2 separate regions of the Homo sapiens genome follow, and region 2 is linked to region 1. A link is a contact called in ENCODE Hi-C or POLR2A ChIA-PET data. All regions are on one chromosome and are shown on one strand. Each heading gives the region's core, a stretch centred on a gene start or an enhancer-like site at or near the end of the contact. The rest is flanking DNA. Distances are from core to core; before and after follow the strand shown.

The links. A loop is a pair of places that touch in the nucleus more often than their neighbours do. ChIA-PET counts read pairs that join two places held with the same protein, here RNA polymerase II (POLR2A). Pooled maps may share reads with other maps.
Region 2: a pooled map shows a loop between it and region 1 (6-fold over the local background). The contact joins the enhancer-like site here to the promoter of FOXC1 in region 1. A Hi-C loop is called at or near these places in 4 of 168 maps with a recorded cell type or tissue (endothelial cell of umbilical vein, esophagus squamous epithelium, posterior cingulate gyrus and 1 more) and 3 of 50 pooled maps. POLR2A ChIA-PET finds 5 or more read pairs at or near these places in 3 of 52 experiments (MCF 10A, PC-9 and activated T-cell).

What each region holds. Positions count from the first base shown.
Region 1 is chr6:1,606,154-1,613,267 of GRCh38, reverse strand. FOXC1 (forkhead box C1) reads right to left here and starts at 3,353. Exons shown (of 1, transcript NM_001453.3): 1 at 1-3,353. The coding sequence starts at 2,822. The coding sequence ends at 1,161. FOXCUT (FOXC1 upstream transcript) reads right to left here. Exons shown (of 2, transcript NR_125804.1): 2 at 5,910-7,114. RefSeq lists enhancers at 2,496-2,595, 5,309-5,818, 6,176-6,676, 6,677-7,114 and a silencer at 2,926-3,545.
Region 2 is chr6:2,123,747-2,130,860 of GRCh38, reverse strand. GMDS (GDP-mannose 4,6-dehydratase) reads left to right here. Exons shown (of 11, transcript NM_001500.4): 2 at 6,130-6,174. Among named protein-coding and RNA genes, the nearest start is that of GMDS, 120 kb to the left of the region's middle. Within about 2 kb of position 3,245, at least 18 of the 41 ENCODE cell types and tissues checked have a DNase peak (open chromatin) inside an H3K27ac peak, as active enhancers do; they include endothelial cell of umbilical vein and right lobe of liver, where a contact is called at or near this core.

The sequences.
Region 1 (7,114 bases), core at 2,104-4,603:
ATGTATAATATGCACTGCAATTTTATATGGAATACACAAGCCAAATATTTATCTGTGCATATCTGGCCGCACAGTCCCATCTCTCGGCACACAGGCATCACCGTGGTAAGACCGCGGCTGATTCATGGGCTTAAAATTTCCGAATCATGGACTGTCATTAGTGAGAAAACGTATTTGTTTATATGCCAACTCCAATCTGTTTAGAAAAATATCTTTTTACTAGCCTCAAAGCAAGCTGACTATATAGTACATTTTGCAGAAGATGCTGCAGGAAAATAAATCTAAACAAAAAGACTTTTAGTAAAATTTGACATGGACTAGTCAGAGGGTTTCTCCATTTTTCAGAGATTTAGGTGGAGAATAGGTAACTTCTAGTGTTTTATCTCTGAAATCTTTTTTCGTAATAATTAAAGCTCTATTAAAGTATCCAGACATATAGGTCTCATTCAAACTGAATGGTAATTTATTAATAAACAAACAATGAATATGTTCAACAAAAAGAAAGAAAAGAGGATAGAATAAGATTAATACAGTTTCCCTTTTTATAATGAGAAAAAAAGCACAATTTAAAGTTTCAGGCAATTTAACGTCAGGTTTTGGGAACACTTTCTGGCGTTTGGTCCACGACATCCAACTACAAATTAAAAATAAATTACTATGTTGCAATTTACATTTTAAAACAAGTCCATGAATAAAAAGAAAGCGACTTTCATAAACGGGGACTTTCCCCCTCCCTTCAACATAGGATAAAATAATATCTTACAGGTGAGAGGCAAGGAAGAAGGCAAGAGAGGGGAGACGGGAGGAGGGGAAAGCAGGTCTCTGAAAAGCAAGAAGAAACTTACGTGTTATCTGGAGTAACACTGTCCTTTAATAAACCAAGATTTTGCTGTCTCTGTATAAAACAGTTTACGGGTTTGTTTATTTAGACAAGGCAAAGTGGAGGTGGCTCTGAATTAATCGGTTAAGAAAATAGAGTTTTCTTCGTGCTGGTGCTGGTGAGCTGAATTTTTGGAGGGATATTCTGTTCGCTGGTGTGGTGAATATTCTCAGGGGTTTTTTTTAATTGGATTTTTTTTTTTTAGTTTCGATTTTGCCTTGATGGGTTCCTTTAGCTTTTCCTGCTTTGGGGTTCGATTTAGTTCGGCTTTGAGGGTGTGTCAAAACTTGCTACAGTCGTAGACGAAAGCTCCGGACGTGCGGTACAGAGACTGGCTGGAAGGGAAGGCCATTTGACAGCTACTATTCCCGTTCACTGGAGAGTTGTTCAAGCCGATCCTCTGTGACTCGAACATCTCCCGCACCGAGTGGAAGTTCTGCTGCTGGCCCGGGTAGCCTGCGGCCGCCGCCGCCGCCGCCGCGCTCGCCAAGTGGCCCAGGTCTCCGCCCGCCTGGTTCAGGTACCACGAGGTGAGGCGGCCTTGGTGGGCCGCAGGGTGGTGGCCGGCCTCCTGGCCTCCCCCGCCGCCGCCGCCGCCGCCGCCGTGACTCAGGGACGACGAGCTGCTGCTGGTGACCGGAGGCAGAGAGTAGTCGGGCAGGGGGTCGTCCACGGCCGAGCCGCCCGCGCCCCCGGGCGCGCCCTGCAAGTGGCCCCCGCGCTCGCCGGCCGCGTACAGGCTCATGGCTTGCAGGTTGCAGTGGTAGGTCCCGGCGCCGCCCGCGCCCCCCGCGGCCCCCGCGCCGCCGCCGCCGCCGCCCGAGCTGCCCGCGCTGGAGGTCTGGCTGCAGGGGGAGCTGTAGAGGGAGCTCTGGCCGGGCGAGTAGGCGCCGAGCGCCAGCGGGGGTGCGATCCCCGCGCGCGAGGACGCGGCCGCCGAGGCCAGAAGGCCGGAGCTGAGCTCCGCGGCCGCGCTCTGCGGCGACCCCCGCAGCGACGTCATGATGTTGTCCACGCTGAAGCCCTGGCTATGGTGCGGCGGCGGGGCGGAGGGCGCGGGCGGCGGCGGCGCGGAATCCGCACCGTCCAGGCTGAGCGGCCGCGCCGACGGCAGGCTGCCCGGGGGGCTGCTCCCGCTGGACAGGCTGCTGCTGCTGCTGTCGGGGCTCTCGATCTTGGGCACCGCGGCGGCGCTGCCGCTGCCCAGGGCGGCGGCCGGGGACAGGGGCTGGGGCGGCGAGGGGCACGTACCGTTCTCGGTCTTGATGTCCTGGATGCGCACGGGCGGCGGCTGCGGACCGGGCGCGTTGCCGTCGGCCTGCTCCGGCGGCGCGGGCGGGGGCTGGCGGCCGGGCGGGGGCGGCTCCTTGAGGTGCAGCCTGTCCTTCTCCTCCTTGTCCTTCACCGCGTCCTTCTTCTTGAAGCGCCGCCGCCGCCGCAGGAAGCTGCCGTTCTCGAACATGTTGTAGGAGTCCGGGTCCAGCGTCCAGTAGCTGCCCTTGCCCGGCTTCTTGTCGTCGCGCGGCACCTTGACGAAGCACTCGTTGAGCGAGAGGTTGTGGCGGATGCTGTTCTGCCAGCCCTGCTTGTTGTCCCGGTAGAAGGGGAAGCGGTCCATGATGAACTGGTAGATGCCGTTCAGGGTGATCTTCTTGTCCGGGGCGTTCTGGATGGCCATGGTGATGAGCGCGATGTAGCTATAGGGCGGCTTCACCATGTCCTTGGGCTGCGGCTGCGGCGTGTAGGGCCCGTAGGCGCGGGCCATGCCGCCCGGGTACTGCTCGGCGTGCGCAGGGTGCGAGTACACGCTCATGGGGGCCGGCATGGCGGTGTAGCCGCCCCCGGCCGCCGCGGCCGCCGCGCGGTAGTAGCTCTGCTCGCCGCCGAGGTAGGGCACCACTCCCAGGGAGTTGGGGCTGGACACGGAGTAGCGCGCCTGCATGGCCCCCGCTCGCCGCCGCCCCGCGCCGCCCGCCGCCCCCCACCCTCGCTCGGGCCGGGCCGCGCCGCGCCGGCCGCCGAGTCCGAGTCCGGGCCCGGCCGAGCTGGTGCCGGCCCGCTGCGCTGTGCGTCCGGCTGCGCTGCCGCCTCTCCCGGCGCTCGCTGGGGCTGGCTCCTCCGGCGCCTCGGGCTACCTCGGGGCCCGCGCGGCCGCGAGGCGGGGTCGCTGCGAGGGGAGAAGGCCGGGCCCGGCCGCGGCAGACCGCCTTGCAGGAACTCGCGGCGCAGCTTCCAGGCGCAAACGGGGGAAAGCAGACAAAAAGAAAGAACAAGCAGGCGCCCTTCTCGCCACACTGCCTGCGCCTTCCAGGAGACTCTGCCCTGAGCTGCCGGCGAAGGCGGCCAAATAACCAGGGCGGGGGGGGGGGGGGCCGCGCGCCGGCCGCCTGCCCGGGCCCCGCGTCACCTTTTCTCGGTCTCTCGCGCGCCAGCCGCTTAAGGAAGCATTGGGAAAACTTCTGAACTTTTGAGCATCCGTCACCCAGGCGAGGACTTTTTTACGCAGTTACACTTTTTTCCGGGCAGCGGAGCCCCGCCCCGCCAGCGGCGGCAGCCAATGGGAGGTGAGAACCGCCTCCGAATGAGCCGGAGGCCGAGCCCTGCCGGCCCGCTCCCGGAGGCCGGAGGACCGCGGGGCTGACCACACGCGCGCCGGCCGCCCTGGCCCGGGCCCCGGCCCTGCGCCCGCGCCGGCGCCCGGCCCGCCGTCGGTTCGCCCCCCGCAGTCCACCTGCCTGCCGCCGGCGCCCGGCAGACCTCCCACCCCGGGCCCTCCGGACCCACGCCCGCCGTTCGCGCAGACTTCCTGGGTCCTCCCGGGACCCCGTGCAGACCCTTCCTTCGCCCACGGCTCCCGAGTGGCCCTGGCGTCTCCGCCCCGCCTCGTGCTGGCTCGCTCTCATTCCTTCGCCAGCCCCGCCGACGCCAGCGCTGGGGTTGCCCCAGCCTCTCCTCCCCGCCGCCTCTCCCCTCCCGCAGCCCCTTCCCTCCCTTCTCCAACGCCAGTCTCACTCGGGTCACTGACGTCTCCGGCTTTTCTCCACTTGGAGGTTCTCCTGTCCTGAACTCGGCTACAAAGGACATGATTTTGAGGGCTCGGTCACAGCCAGGCCCTGCTCGCGGTGGGGAAGAAGGTTCGTCGCCCATCTGGCCCCCCTCCATGACCCCTCCCCAGCCGAAATGAAGGCAAGGGGTGCGGGGCCCTGCTGGGAGTTTCCGACGGCCGTTCACCCGCGAAGGATGAGCCCGCCCCGCTGCGGGCCGCCCTGCTTCTCGCCCCCCTCCCCGGGGGGCCGGCCCTTGGCGGCCTGAGGGTGCGGGCGGCGAGGGCTGCCGGAGCCCGGCTGCTGCCCCGCGCTCCCCTGCCCGCCCGCGAGGGTCCCACCGGCTCGCCGCGCCGCCGCCCCCTCTGATCCCGTCAGGCCCGTTTCGGCTCAGATGAGGGGTCAGGCTGCGGGCTCGGTGACATTAGCAGGTGTGATGACAAGAAGCAAATAAATATGTCTAAGAGCTTAACGCTTCCCCAGGCCAGTCTCCATCTCCACATGCGCGGGGCTGCCGGCTCGCAGAGACAACGGGTGTGTCTGGGGGAACGTCCAGGGTCGCACCTAGAGGGCGGTTCAAGGATTCTGGGGGGACACGCACGGAAGGGCCCCCGCTCGTTGTGCACACGCCTGAGATTCGCCGTCGCTGGGTGGTTGGAATGGGACAGGAAGAAGAGAAATGAGGGAAAGAAACGAAGGAGCGGGAAAGAGCCAGGCCTCCCTCCCCCGGCACGGCGATTCTGCATTTTAGCGACTTGAGGAGAGACCCTCCCGGAGGCTGAATCCCAAGTCGTTCACTAGAAGCTGGGGGAAGTGGCGAGCTCAGGAGACTGCGAAGAAGCGTGCGTGACGCATTTAACAGCTCCGCTGCCCCTGATTTCCGACCATCTATTAAATCCAAGGACATGTTCGGGACCCCTTTTGTCTCCCCGGTTCGAATCCCGGCTTCCTCACGTTGGCAGGAAAATTCAAATTGCAGCTTCGGCTGTTACATGTGAAGGACGCTGACGTGTAGCAGGCGCATCTCCGTGTCACCTGAATATTTAAAAATTACTGTTTCATAATGGACATTGACATCGAAGGAAAGAGGACCTGCCTCTTCTAGAATTAGCCTTTGGAGGAGGGAGGGTTGCCCCGAGGTTGCTCTGAATCCCGGGGCAGCTGCCTCCTGGCCTGCTGTGCGCCGGGGTCTCTGGAGACTCCTTTTCCAGGTGGTTTGCGGGCCAAGTCACTGGTGGGTTGGAGAAGCACCAACAGGAGGCTCAGCACTTGCTGGTTGCCAAGGACACTAGACAGGGGCGAGGGTGGTGGTGAAGCCCCAGGACCTGAACACTTAATTCCTGTTCAGCCCCCAGCCCGGCACCCTGAAGGTCTTATCAGCCCGCCTGGTCGAGGCTTTAAGGAGTGCTGTGGCTTCAGCCTGGAGGAGATTTAAGTGGTCTCCCTGAACACCTCAGCAAGTGGTGAGTTCGGTCTTGAAGCTGCCTTTTACACTGCTAGCGGTGCGCGGAGATGAACGCAGCGATTACGGATGCTTTGTTTTCCGAATGCGGGAAACGCCTTCGGCCCCGAGTTTTGCAACAGGCAATGGTGCCCCGCTGCCCCCTCCCCCACCAGCCTGTCGCCTCCTGCTCTTCCCTGCCTCCTCCCTCCATCGGCCCAGTGAAGTGTAAACAGCTTGTTATGTAAATTGCAAATCGACCTGCAGCGGTGTTCTCAGCTCTCCGTTTTGGGTATAAAAGTCGCCGTTGTGAAATTAGTGTCTGGCGTGCGAGAAAAAATGGAGGGACGTAGTTTTATCAAGATCAACTTTCCACTGGTTTAGCTCTGGATATTCGCCAGGAAAAGATATTTGCATTTGTGTTTTATAAACTTACTCGGAAGCAAGCCTCCAGTAAGCGGCTTGATTGTATTTCAAGCACTTTTCTTATTTCATTTTTGTTGTTAGTGGTGTTATTTGAACATTAAGACGCAGGCATGAAGTCTTTTGGGGAACAGGTTAAAGCTTTTATTTTCAGGTTACAGTTTTTGATGCCCCTTTCTGCTACTCCACGGGGTACTTCAATCATCCGCTTCCGCACATCTCTTGACTCATTTGGCAGAAGAGCCCCCACGGGAACCCTTCGGCTTCTTTTCTGACACCTCACGTACTTGCAGCCTGAAGGCCCCGCAGGCGACAGCGGTAATGGATGTTTGGTGGAACCCTCCCTGGGCCCACACTCCGCCCCTCCCCAGCAGGCCGGGCAACAATTCCCAGGGCCCACCGAGGGGTGCTTAGCTCGGAGGAGGGGGAGTGACGTCACAGCGATGTTCAAAACAAGGCCTCCCCTGGCCCCACCATAGAAAAGCACCAGGAAGGGGAATGTGGCGAGCACTCCAGGAAATGCTCGGATTGGGGACCAGGTGACACTGTAGGAATGTGTGTGCTGGGGGATGGGATGGTGTCCTAAATATGGGTCACCAGGAGCCAGAAGGAGCTCTCTTTTTTCTTTTTCTTTTTCAAGTAAAGCAGAGGAGGTGGAGATTGGGATGGGGGCAGTCCGGAAAAATCACTCCCTAGGGGTGTGAGCTTAGCTCGTGTTGTGCGGATTGTCCCCGTCACAGCCCAATCACCTCTGTGGTGTGCCTAGACGCCCTCTCCCTTACCTCCCCGCTTTCTGGCTTCTCCATCCTCTGGGCTCTGGGTTCAGCCCTGAAAGCCGAACTGTGGGCTGCAGTGGGGAGGCGAGGGCAGGTAGAAACCAGCTTCAGGGGGGGCTCCACCTGGCCCAGGAGCTGGGGGACAACAGAAAAGGCAGGCTTAGGGCATGAGGGAAGGCGCTTCTCCTGCTGCACTGGGGCAGTGATTCCTGGGGGCTCTGCACACACAGGAGGGAGGCTGCAAGTCCACAGCTGCTTTAGCATCTTTCCCTTTGCTGGGGCAGACAGAGTGGAAGATTAAGGCAATTAACCCCAGAGGGCCACTAGAAAACTGTCCACTAGGCTGCCATCACAGACCACTGGAGCAAGGTCCGCTTGGGGATGTCTTTGAGCTTTTTAGATTACTTAGATAATTGTCTTAGTTCTCCATTCGGCCTCCTTTGCTTAGACCAGAATCCCAGGGGTAGGGGAGGATATCCTTGCATCAATGCCCGGCATTCGTTTTCAAACCACCAGGCCGGCAGGCAACGTTAGTCATCGGTGCGACTTT
Region 2 (7,114 bases), core at 1,996-4,495, 520 kb before region 1:
ATTTTTTAAAAACCTATCACATTGGGGAAAGTATTTTTTTTTAAATTAATCTTTTAGGGCATTTCTTCCCTGTTTGATATTTTTTATATGTAAATCTTTTTTTTCTTATCAAACTAATCATGGACATAACATAACATTGCAATGTACTGAAACTGAGTGTGTTTTGGGGGAGAGAATTCTGTGCCATGGTAGACCAATATCAAGGATGATTGAAAGCCTCTGGCCTCTTTCTGAAATGCTGATACTTGGTTAGCCTTACACTCATCACCCAATACTAGAAGGTATTGTGTCTGGCCACAGAGCGGCTCTCTTTTCTTGATAGGTTTGAGGTGTATGTGCAACCACTGAGCACCTGTTTGCGAGGCTATTGCCCTTGAAAGGAGGGAAGGGGTGGCTATGTAAAGAGTATCTTAGCTGCTGGACATAAACGATTCTTCATTATTCAGAGGTTATTGATCATGTTGCTGGATTGCAGTGCTTCTCTGTATCAGGAGGTAAATCAAAGGAAGGGAAAGTTGGTTCTTTGGTGACAGCAGCTTTTATGGGGAAATATTTTTCACCTTTGAAGACTATAGGAGATGGGAGTTATTTCTGTGTTTTAAATATTGATGGTATCCTCATTTCCTTTCTACTAATTAGTTAATTATTGCTCTATTGATAATTATTGGCTCTATTTTTGTTCTTCACTTTGGTAATTCCATTTGTCTGTTTTACCGGGTTCTCAATTGTAGTCATTAGTCCAGCCTCTTCATTTTAGATATTTCCCCGGTATTTTTTAGTGCAAAATTCTGAGGTCTGGGAGTCCAGAGACCTGGTTTTCATTTTTATTTTTTGGTTGCAGGTTCTGCTACTTCCTAACTGTGACTGTACAATAAACATTTACCTGCTTTGAATCTCCATTTCCTGATCTGTAAAATGAGAGGGTTGGATTAATTAATCCCCATGGTCTTTTGAATTTTGTGAGTCTGACAGAGATTTTGTCCAATGATTTGTGTTACAAACATGACCTAGGTATAAACACCTTTCTATTATATTCTGTCTCCGTATTCTTCACAGCAGTGGTTAAATCATTGGAAGTTTTCATTCTCATTCAAAACAGCATCATTTGTTAATCATTGAAGTGTTTGTGTTTTGCTTATTGGAGGCACAGATTACCTTGATATTGTAATTCCGATTAGCTGGGAAGATGCCTTAGGAGTAATTAGACAACATGGAGTTAAAGAACATAAAAAGGCAGTGCAAACGAGTGCTTTCTCTTCTTGCAGAAGGGGTTATTCTATTTCCTGATGCCTGAGATGATCTAAACAAAGAGATTCGTTTTATTAGTGGTGTGGTTTCTTTAGCCCAGTACCATGACCGTATCCTGTTCAAAGAAGCCGCCACAGGGTGCTTAAGTAGAAACATACAGTATGATTTAGCATGCAGTTCAGAGGGGCCAGGTTCTCACATTGCATGTAAGAAAGTTCCCTTTTCGTTTGTCTGTCTGGGCTACTTATTCATCTGTATTGGAAGAGAGGAGAAAAATGCTAGTCTTCCTGTGTTGCGGGAGGATGGCTTGCCCTCGTACATAGGTGTTGGGATGGGGTGTGTGTGGGGGATGTGTGGATGTGAGATCAGTCTTTTTTTTAGCCATCTGTGGTCATTGAGAAACACAGAAACTTTCTGTGTTTCTTTCAGCTTTTCATAGTTGTGGAATTTTAGGTAGTTGTCATACTGTAGTCAAAACATGATTCTGTGAATTTCTGGAATTGGTCTTTAATTTTTACATAACTCTGTCTGGAACATTTCTGAGTACTTCATGAAAAGTGAGGGTCCATCCCCTCGGAAGAACAGGATAGGCGTCAGGAACACTGAAACCTGGCCCCATGGGACCCTGGTGCCCTGCCCTTTGGCCCCAAAGCTGGACCTACAACCACCAGCAATCTAAATCCACCTCCAAACAACACTGAACAACTGCATGGGCAGTGCCAGTCCCCCAAAAACCCAGACCGGGAAAATCTCAGGTGCTGTATCCTTTCTCCCTCCTCTGAGCTCTGGAGTGTTCTAAAATTACATGACTTCTCTGCATTTGGGTCACTTGATTAGAACTGGAAGCACTGTTTCATCCATAAAATACCCTGTAATGGAAAATGACTACATCAACTTGGTTTGAAAATGTATCTTTTATGGTCTCTTATTATTTTGTTGGGTTTTGACATGTTTTGGTGCCAGGTAGAGGAGTGGGAGGAAGGAGATTATTTTCTACTTCAAAACAGTGGGTGGCTAGGATTCTAGTCCTGGCTTTGTCTGTAACTAGTGTGATATTAGAAAAGTTGGCTAACCCCCCTGTGCCTCAGTTACCCGAGATGCCAAATATCTGCCCACCTTCCTAGCTTAGTTCTTGCGAGAGTAGGATGGGTGGCTCACACCTATAATCCCAGCACTTTGAGAGGCTGAGGCAGGTGGATCACCTGAGGTCAGGGGTTTGAGAACAGCCTGGCCAACATGGTGAAACCTGTCTCTACTAAAAATACAAAAAATTAGCTGGGTGTGGTGGTGGGCACCTGTAATCTGAGTTACTCAGGAGGCTCAGGCAGGAGAATCACTGGAACCTGTGAGATGGAGGTTGCAGTGAGCCGAGATTGCACTATCGCACTCCAGCCTGGGCAACAAGAGTGAAATTCTGTCTCAAAAAAAAAAAAAAAGGAAAATATTTCTGTGTCTTGAAAATGTTAAAGCCATGGTGATTGCTCAAAATAGTATGGCATTTAATATAAAATAGATACCCTTAATAGCCCACGTGTAAAATTAAACTTAAAAGGGTCATATTGGGACATTATCTTTACAACTAAAGAGTTTTCTGTAACAAGGATTGAACCTAGGCAGGACTTTATACCAGAATAATTGTGTTCATACTGAATGAGTTACAGATTTAGTCTGTTTGTTCCTTGTTTCAGAGGAGTCAAGCGTCAGAACTTAATGGTGGTTGTAGGTTCTCATTTGCTGTGACATTTCAGTCATTAGTCTGATTGGAGCATTCTTTATCAGCTCTGTGCTTCAAGAGGAGGCGGAAACCACCATCCTGTTGGCTTGGCGGACGTCTGCCTGCTCAGATACCACGTCTCTCCTGGAGTCCCCCAGGGGCCTGGGGAAAGGACGAGGGGGCGGCCAGCTGGGCCCCCTGGGCTGGGGACCAGGAGCCCTCGCTCGGCTCGTTTCCCACTCATTGTGCGGCCCAGGCCCTATCACTCGAGAGGCCTGGCAAGGAAGTGAGGAGGAAGCCGGTGCCACTACTGGTTCAGAATGTTCCAGTGTGGTTGGAAAGTCTGAGAAGCAGCCTGGGTGAGAAGAACAAGACCTTATTGACAGGGTTCAGTCCTGGTCAGGTCTGTTTCACATCAGCTCTCTAAATAATCACAGCTCTTGCCACCTCAGGGATCTCTAGCACGTTTACCTCTGGCTTTTTTTTTTTTAAACATTTAATGTAGCTATGGTAGAACACAAAGCATTCAAACTTTTTATTCCAAGAGAATGATTAGAAGTATAGTGTTGCCTGCTTCAAAACAATAATAGCAAAACAAAGTCCAAACTTCATACTTTACAGGGCTTTCCAACCTACTGCCAAATTATTAGTCTTATTGCAAATATTTTTCTATTAAGCTGTTTTCTCATTGATTGATTTATAGGGATATTGATTATCCTATAATAACATTTTCAGTGGTTGTGTAGCCCGACTTGGCTTGTCATGGTCTGAATTGGTCAGTGTCATTATCTAACTTAGATAATGGTCAGTGTCATTATCTGACATATATTTTAGATATGTAAAAACGGTAAGAATTGTAAGAATGGGATTAAAAAAGAATATGCCAAACATTTTCTCTTCTGCACATGAATCTATAAACTAGAATATTTACCTCAAGAAGTCAGAAGAAAATCTGCTGGAGATTTTAGCCCTGGCATGGTGGCTAACGCCTGAATCTCAGCCTTTGGGAGGCCCAGGCAGGCAGATCACGTGAGGTCTAGAGTTCCAGATCAGCCTGGCCAACATGGTGAAAACCCGTCTCTACTAAAAATATGAATATTAGCTAGGGGTGGTGGCACGCACCTGTAATCCCAGCTATTTGGGAGGCTGAGGCACGAGAATCGCTTGAACCCGGAGGCAGAGGTTGCAGTGAGCCACGATAACAGCACTGCACTCCGGCCTGGGTGAAAGAGCGAGACTCCATCTTAAAAAAGAAGAAGAAGAAGAAAATCTGCTCTAGGTTTTAATGAACCACAGAATGTGTCCCTTGTATGCTTTGCCTTGTCATTCTGCCTGAATTTATGCATGACTTCTGCATTAATGTAGTAAACACACACTTGGCAGTCCTTTCATTTTCAGGACCCATAGGGTGTTTCCAATTCCAGCTTTTGGTCAAGTAATAAGAAAAAGGTTTTTTGTTTTTTTTTCCCCCTGGAATATCTGGTAGGAGCTTTTGAAGCTCTAAGGGATATTTAAAGCCTGTTCAAATTGAAGAAACCGAAGAAAACCCAAACGTCCCCAACCACTTCTGAGGACACGAATTTCCAGTGGTTGGAGCTTCCCATTTTTATCTTTTCGTCTGAATGAGATGGATGGGGACCCTCTAGTTGGGCAGAAAGCAGAGGAGCAGTTATGGGATCGACTGCAAAATGTCTAACCAATTTATTTTCTGAGAGAGGCTGGTGACTTTTTATAGCACCTACAGAATGGTGATTTTTGAACTTTTGACCTATTAAATAGTTTAATTATATGTCTCTCATACTTTCCCTCTAAAAGTGGCACATGAAATATTTTAGGTCAAATGAAGACCCCTACCCAGAAATTTTAAAAATAATTATTAAGAACCAGTTGAGAATCTCTGTATTTTGTCAGACACCTTCATTTTAAGGCAGGAATTAGCTATATGATTTAAGATTAATACAAAGGAAATACGATTTTATAAAAAAAGAGAATATCTTCTTTTTTTAAAAGTTCATTTGTATGTGTGCATAATAATACAAATCTGATCCCCATCCCTGCTCCCTGCCACCTTAAAACCTTTTCAAGCCTTCAGTGATTTTCCAGAACCTTTAGGGTTAGCAGCCAGCTGTGGCCATTGCCTGGAAAGGCCAGCCCTCCAAAGGTACTCACCTTCCTCCACATCCCCCTGGCCTTCTTTATTCTACCATGGAGTCTTTTCCTCTCCACACTAGCCCTTCTATATCCCCAACCCACCTAGTTCCCATCTTATCCCCTTCCCCAGTGATTTTTTTTTTCTTTCCCTCTGGAGACAATGTCTCCCTCTGCCACCCAGGCTGGAGTGCAGTTTTGCAATCATGGCTTACTCCAGCCTCGAACTCCCAGGTTCAAGTGATCCTCCCACCTCAGCTTCCCAAGTAGCTGGTACCATAGGCACGAGCCACCAAGACTGGCTAATTTTTAAAGATGTTTTGGGCTGGGCATGGTGGCTCACACCTGTAATACAACAGTTTGGGAGGCCACGGTGGGAAGATCACTTGTGTCCAGGAGTTTGACACCAGCCTGGGCAACATAGTGAGACCCCATCTCCACCAATTTTTTGTTTTGTTTTGTTTTGTTTTGTTTTAACAGTGCTAAGGTCTCACTGTGTTGCTCAGGCTATTCTCCAACTCTTGGATGCAAGTAATCCTCCTGCCTTGACCTCCCAAAGTACCAGGATTATAGGTGTGAGCAACTGTGCCTGACCCCCAGTGATCTTGTTTAATGACCCCCCAGAATTACTAAGATTTCTGCTTTATGTTGCTATGACACCAAGGCATTCTGCCCCCATATTCTGCATGTTTCACACAACTGGTAAGTGGCAAAACCTAAACCCAAATCCATCTGATTCTGGAACTTCATGCTGTCTGTTGATGCATATCACTTTCCTGGATTTCATTTTCATCCTCTGTCTTCTGTGGAGCTCAAATGAATACTGTTTGTGAAAATGCTTTGTGTATAGTGGAACACCATGTGGTATTTATTGACATTATTGGTGTTATTTTTATTTTAGGTTGCCATTGTCCTTAAGTTAGGTAGCCTTTTAAATGCTTTTCTCAAAACTCTTCATCTAGACCACCTTTCTATACCACTATGAGACTGACGTTTTGCAATTTTTTCTTTCTCCCCAGGATGGTTCCTACCTGGCTGAGTTCCTGCTGGAGAAAGGCTATGAGGTGGGTGACTCAATGGGAAGCGGGCGCAGGCTGGTGGGGTTGCTCGCATGCAGCGGCCACATGCTTCCTCTGCTGCCGTCCTCCTGAGTGTGTTTTCCACTGAAACGCAGATAACAAATCAGAATCCGGGGAAGAATGTGTCTTTGGGCTTGTGAGCCTGCCAACCCATTGTGCTGTTTATCTGCTGGTGAGCACTGGTGGCTCCCCTGCACTCACAGTGTTCAGCTGTGGTGCACACTTCCCACATTCTCCGATAACGCAGCAGCCTGTGCAAGCGAAGCTGTAACATGATTCGGGTTAATTTATGATGTAATGTGTTTCATAAGAAAGTCCTACTCACCATGAAGTCACTTAATTCAGAAATTACAGAGAACAATAAAAACCAAGCTGATTGTTGGCAAACTTGAATGAAAAATTTATACCTGGAGGTTTTCCTTTCTAATAGGCAACCATATATTTTATGGAGCTGAAACTTTTAGGTTTGCTGCTTTTGTCGTTGTCTTCACCATTTCTCCTTTCCTTAAAAGAAACAATAGTTTTATATATTAATTTTGATGTGCTAAGTATGTACAACTTAATTTTTTAAAGAACGTTTTTCAGATATATACATGTATATAAATTCATGCTATACAGAAAAAAAAAAAAACCTTTACAGTGGCCCGTATGCTCTGATCTGTTTTATGAATGTTTACATTAATACTTTAGGATTATCTGTTTATTCTAATTGTTGGTACGTTGTTTTAAAAATGTGTAATTGGGGCAAATGGAAACACAACAGGAAAGAATTTGGCATCTAAATGCCAACATTATTTGAAGAAAAAAAGTTAATTTTCTTTTAACTCATAATCTGAGAGCCTTGACTTTTAGACTTGAAGAAGTAACAGTAGATATGTTTAGCACCTTCTGTACCCTTATCCAAGAGCTAATGCTACATTTTGTA